Linked DNA regions of Homo sapiens: region 2 is linked to region 1. A link is an interaction called in ENCODE POLR2A ChIA-PET data of the cell type or tissue named here. Cell type or tissue: PC-3. All regions are shown on one strand. Each heading gives the region's core, and the rest is flanking DNA. Links, peaks and the distances in the headings are about the cores only.

Region 1 (2,919 bases), core at 118-2,617:
CTCCTAAAGCATAATAAGCTCCCAGACGGTAGGAATTGCATGTCTTTTTGCTCACTGCTGTGTTCCAAGAACAAGTAGGGTTTCTTGCCCATGGTAGATGCTAAAAATCATCTGATGTACAAATGAATGGGTTCATGCGTTTAGAGTGATTGACTTCACCCATTTGTTTATTTATTTGCTTGACATAACTCAGAGTTTCAAAGTATCTGACTTTTCTCTCAAAGGTGACAATGTCTCCATTTCACAGATGGGGAAACTGAAGCAGTGCTATTAAATATTTGCTAATAAAGTCACATGGCTAGTACACACTAGAGATGGCCTGGGTTTGGCCTATGGCAACTCCACTCATTAGGGCCACCCTGTTGGCGCACCATCCTCTGTCACGTGCTCAAAGGAAATTGCAGTAGAAAGCAAGCCCCACGATTCTGGCCCTCAGGGAGCTTGTGAATCGCCAAACCTTAAGCAAAAGCAGAATCACTCATTTCCCTTATTTATTTATTTTTTTAAAGGTGTTGCCACTCAGTCTGCTAAGATCCCAAAGAATGACAAGATAGCCAGGAAATTTATGATGCTGATAATGGTGATGGCTAACAGCCATTGTATTACTGCTGAGCACTATCCTAAGCACTGTAAGTGTACTATGTTATTTGGTCCTCGAAAACCTCCTGTGAAATAGGTATTACTATTAATCTTCATTTTACAGATAAGGAAAGTGAAGCATGAAGCTGTTAAGCTGGTCACATGGTCAAGAGTAATGCATCCAGCACACAAACCCAGGCAATCAGCCATGGGAGCCTGAGCTGAAAAACCACGAGAGACCACACAGCATGCTGCAAGGGAGCACCTGACGCTTCCAGGGGAGTCTGAGCTGGGTGCTGAGCCAGCCTAGACACATGCACTAAAGGAAAGAAGAGAATGAAGGAGCCTCTTCATTCTTGGAAGGTGGTGATAAGGGTGGGGCTAAAAGTTCCAATCCTCTTATCAAATGGTTGGTTACCCTGGCACCCAGCCCCCATCCTGATGCTATCCAAAAGCCCACCAAGAGTTGTCTCATTAGAACAAAAGATCCTCTGATCACTCAGGAAATTCCGAGGGATTTAAGAACTCTGCATCAGGAACTGGGGTCAAAGATCAAGTATCAGGACAAAATATTATCCTAGTGTCCCCATCTAAGTGTTTTAGGAGCTCTGTGCTGGAAACTGGGAGGCAGAGACCAAATATATATTTCATATTATATCACATCACAGTAGTTTTATGGAATTTCAGTAGTTTAAATTTAAATAGCCATGAGTGATTAATAGCTACTGTATTGGCTGGCACATATCTAGACAACAGAAGCTGCTCTCTAATATTAGAAACAGCAAGGCTGCTTAGCAGAGGCTGTTGAGATTGGAAGAGACCTTAGAGTTTATCTGGTATAATTCTCTCATCTCACAAATAAGAAAACTAAGGCCCAAACAGAAGCGACTCACACAAAACCACTGCAGCAAGAGAGGTACGGCAGTCTAGAGTGTTGGTCTTCTGCATCTGATCCAATGCCTTTTCCATTCCACAGGCTGCTTCTGTTACTGATGCAAAAATAGCTCTAATTTTGTTTAATTCTGGTTTGTGGAACTGACGCAGCTCATAGGCAAAGCTAACTAAAGATCATGCGCTCCCCCTGTTGAGCTAGGTATCTCCAATGTCCATCAGGTAAGTATATTAGTTATCTCAGTGGCAAAAAAAAAAACAGAACCCACTCTGGTTAGTTTATTAAGGAAGGTTAGGCAGTTTGCACAATCTCTGACAGGGCCTGAGAGCCAGGCTCAGAGGTGTTGCAGTCAGGAACTGTTGACAAATTACACCACCACTGCTCCAGTGGGGACTCAACCATGTCTGCCACTGGACTCAGGGAAAGGGGCTCCCCGTCTCCAGTGCTGCGCGTAGGACTCCACCCCAGAACCTCTGCCCCTCCAAGCTCGGTGTCACCACTACCACGCTCACCAGAATGCATTCCAGGTCCCACCTCTTCCCACCTCCCATTTTCTTTGGAATCTAATCTCAGGCACGAGGGATCTGAGACTCTTCCTGCAAGGAAGAAAAAAACATTTATGGCTTCTACCAGATGCAGCAACCGCATAAGGCAGAAAGATCGCGCACGCATTAGGAAAAGAATTCAAAAGAAGGCAGCGACAACACTTAACAAATGGCCTGTCAAGTAAATAACCCATCTGCAGTGGCCTAAGACCATGGATCTCACAGCCCATCTTTCTAAGCAACATCGCTGACTCAGAGCTTTTTACATTTAAAACTATGTCTCTACATTGCAAATATCCTGAGTAAGTCACCAGGGGCTCTTTTTAATTTTTTTTAAAAGATACATTTATTCACAGGAACATCTGTATTGATAAAGCTATATATGGTGGGAACTAAATTATGCATCTCAATTCTCAAGTATTGAGAGTTTCTCTTAGTTTTTTCTTTTTAAATCTGGATTGTCTCATTAATAAATTCAAATATAGCACAGCTAGGAAGACAAATAATTCTAACAAGTTTTTCCTCAAAAGTGGTAACAGCAAGATCAGGGTGAGGAGTGAATCTGAGAAATCTTCTAAAAATGAAATATTAGTGAAATGTGGAACATAATCGTCAAGGCCCTTCCATTCTAACATTCTGTGAACATAAGCAAAGGACTCCAAAGCACCCCAAGTGTTTGCATCTGGAGGATGAGGAATGTTGTCTCGGACATTGACATGACTGTGATGGGGAAAGCCTGGAAGGGGATTTAATTTTTGACAAGAAATGGGAGGACTCACCAACACATTATGTGACAGATTTCACTGGCAGCCCCAGAGAATGAGCCAGCCTTGTGGATTTAGAGGGTCTCTGTGTCCTAAGAGGGGCTGACATCCAAGGGGAATGGGCATCAACGCAAGGGTG
Region 2 (2,919 bases), core at 110-2,609, 150 kb after region 1:
ACCCTTGATATAAGAACAAAAGATCTGACATTGGTGTCATTAAATTTTCCAGAAGGAAAGAAGAAAAAATATGAGGTTAAAAATACGTTCAAAGAAATAATGGCAAAAAAAAAAGATCTCCAAATTTGGCAAAAAGCATAAACCTACAAATTCAAGAAGCTGAATAAACCCCAATCAAATTAAATACAGCAATTAAAAGACAGAGCTTGGCAGAATGGATTGCTAGAAAAAAGACCCAACTCTGGACTGTCCACAGGAATTCACTTTAAATATAATGAAATGGGGAGGTGGAAAGTTAAAAGATGAAAAAGGATATGGCATACATACATGAATCAAAAGAAAGTGGGAGTGGCTCTACCAATGGCAGATAAAGTAGACTTCAGAGAAAGAAAATCACCAGGGTCAAAAAGGGTCATTGCAGAATGATAAAAATATCTTCTCACCAATAAGATATAAGAATCCTAAATGTGTGTGTGTATATACACATACACACATACATATATATTTAAAAGCATTGTGGTTTTTCAGGGATTAGAGATGAAGAGGAGGAGGGTGAGTATGGCCATCAAAGAGGCAGCACAGAGTAGCTCTTCAAGGTTCTGTATCTTTGTCATGTTGGTGTTTACATGAATCTACACATGTGATAAAACCACATATAACTATATACATATACACAAGTAAGTGCTTGCAAAACAGGTGAAATCTGATTAAAGTCTGTGGGTTGTACTAATGTCAAGTTCCTGGGTTTGAGTTCACTATGGAAGATTCCCCACTGGGGAGCTAACCATCAGGTTCTCCTGTTAGCAACAACAGACACCAGGAACTGCTGGGGGGTGGCAGGGAGGACTGGTAAGGCCTGAAAAACTAACTACTGGGTACTGTGCTCAGTACCTGGGTGACAAGATCATTCATACCCTCAACCTCAGCGTCACACAATATACCCAGGTAATAAACTTGCACATGTACCCCTGGAATCTAAAATTAAAAGTAAGGGATTAAAAAAAAAAAAAAAAAGATTCCCCACTGGGGAAGCTCGGTAGAGGTACACAAGGCCTCTCTGTACTACTGCTGCAACTTCCTGTAAATGTGTAATTGTTTCAAAATAAGATGATGCTAAAGATAACAAATCGTACTCCAAGTCCCATTATACAAAAAGGGCTAAAACGAGTTTCCATGGTTAACCCAGGATGGGATTTAGAACTCAGCTAGCATGGCCTCTACTTCGCCCCCTAGTGGTAGCACCAAAGGCACCCGGTGAATAACAAGGTGTGGAATCTCAAGGTGATGACTCAACATCTCATTTGCATACCCATAGTACCCTGCACATAGTAAATTATTTAAAGCTTAAAAGAATATTTCTTTTGACTCAACATTTCTAACTATGGGAAGATTAAAGAATTCTTTTTGTGCAAACTGTAGGCAGTAATTCTTTTTGTGCGAACTGTAGGCACCATCGGCGTACTAGGAGTTGCGGTTACTGCAACAATGAGTTGAACTAATTTGTAGCATTACACTGGTTTCTCTTCAGATCGAATAAATCTTTCGCCTTTTACTAAAGATTTCCGTGGAGAGAAACAAATCAGTTATAAGCTAATTTTTTGTAAGCCTTGCCCTGGGGAGGCAGATCATGTTTTATAAAAAAAGACTTAAAGAGGAAAACATTATGGTGCAACTTTAGGCTTAAGTGATTCATTGTCACTGTTTGTTTAAACATTGTGTAACAGAACTTGCAAAGACAGTTAACTCTTGTTTTCCATGTCAAAGGTCTGAATACTTGCATGATAAAAGTCTGTGTAACTTTCCCTGGTGACATCTGACTTGCTAATTAGCAACATTAACATTGGAGACACAGACTGGCTTAGACAATTTGGAGACTCCCCCTTAAGTGATGGCCTTTAAGATCCTAAACTCAGCCACATAGTTGGGAGAATTTCTGGTTGCCTGTCTGCAAAAAAGCCCCAAATCCATCCTTCTCTAGATAACATTCTATTATCTATCTACCTAGTAACAAATTCAATGCAAGGTGGTGATGCAAGCTCCTTAAAGGACTCCATCAATTCCACTGATCAGCTTGGTGTAAACTGGTTTCCACTGCTTGCCTAGTAAGTGTTTAATAAACGTACACATGCCAGATAGAATTTGACCTGAGCTTTGCTTTCATTAAACCTGGGAGCAAAATCATGATGGAATAACAAACCTTCATCCATCTCGAACTTTTCGGCAGCTATTGTCATCCCTGAAAGTAGCATCAGTCAGTTCCCCACACAAAGACACCCCACTTTACATCTTCTCCCACGTGCCCCTGTGATCTCGCTCTTACCTTGCTGCTGCTGCTTAATTTCTTTTTAACAAAGGCTTATCAACTGTCATGTCATGATTTTAAAAGGTAATAACCTTTTTAAGAATGCTGACAGGCACCACTTTTAGGAAATGTACTGAGAGAAGGAAATGTTTTCCCTCCTTCCCACTTCCCCATACCTCCCCCCAAATTTCAGATCCCGCCACTATTCAACCTGCCCTAGGCTGGAATAATCCCGTCCCCCTTTCTCTCTGAGTCTTGTTATGGCACTTATATAAGTCTGAATCATGTTACAGCACTTCCATGTTTGTGTGTAAATTAACTTTAATCCACCTCTAAGGACAGTTCTTAACATTGAAAGTATCCAAATGAGGAGTCCACAAAGAGTGAGTTAGCATTTGAAGGATTCTAATCAGAAATCTACTCCCAGACATGACTACAATTCAAATAATTCCAACATGGTACCTAAAGCTGCACCTGAAAGTTTACTAGCATAAGGAATGTTAGAAATAAATATTTTAGTAATGAAAAGCATGGTGCTCAATATGTGATGGATTAAAATTTTTCTCAGGCTCTGATACCCTTGTAATAATGAAGCATGTATGTAAGAATCCCTTGAG

What was found. Peaks named below come from ENCODE experiments on the same cell type or tissue, not always from the same donor. Only the 100,000 strongest peaks of a DNase experiment are listed, where the experiment ranks them.
Region 2: POLR2A ChIA-PET joins it to region 1 with 24 read pairs; 3 of 35 experiments call an interaction of 5 or more read pairs at or near these places.

Annotation. Positions count from the first base shown.
Region 1 is chr1:210,525,178-210,528,096 of GRCh38, reverse strand. All of the region lies in intron 9 of HHAT (hedgehog acyltransferase), which reads right to left. Among named protein-coding and RNA genes, the nearest start is that of HHAT, 200 kb to the right of the region's middle. In PC-3, for the core only: no CTCF peak of the experiment used is centred there; no DNase peak of the experiment used is centred there.
Region 2 is chr1:210,372,859-210,375,777 of GRCh38, reverse strand. The region is part of intron 3 of HHAT (hedgehog acyltransferase); the gene reads right to left. It also overlaps the pseudogene RNU5A-8P. Among named protein-coding and RNA genes, the nearest start is that of HHAT, 45 kb to the right of the region's middle. RefSeq lists a silencer at 1,141-1,230 and enhancers at 906-1,817, 1,818-2,730. In PC-3, for the core only: a CTCF peak has its summit at 1,225 (motif pointing left); DNase peaks (open chromatin) are centred at 1,257 and 1,667; H3K27ac peaks cover 1,427 bases.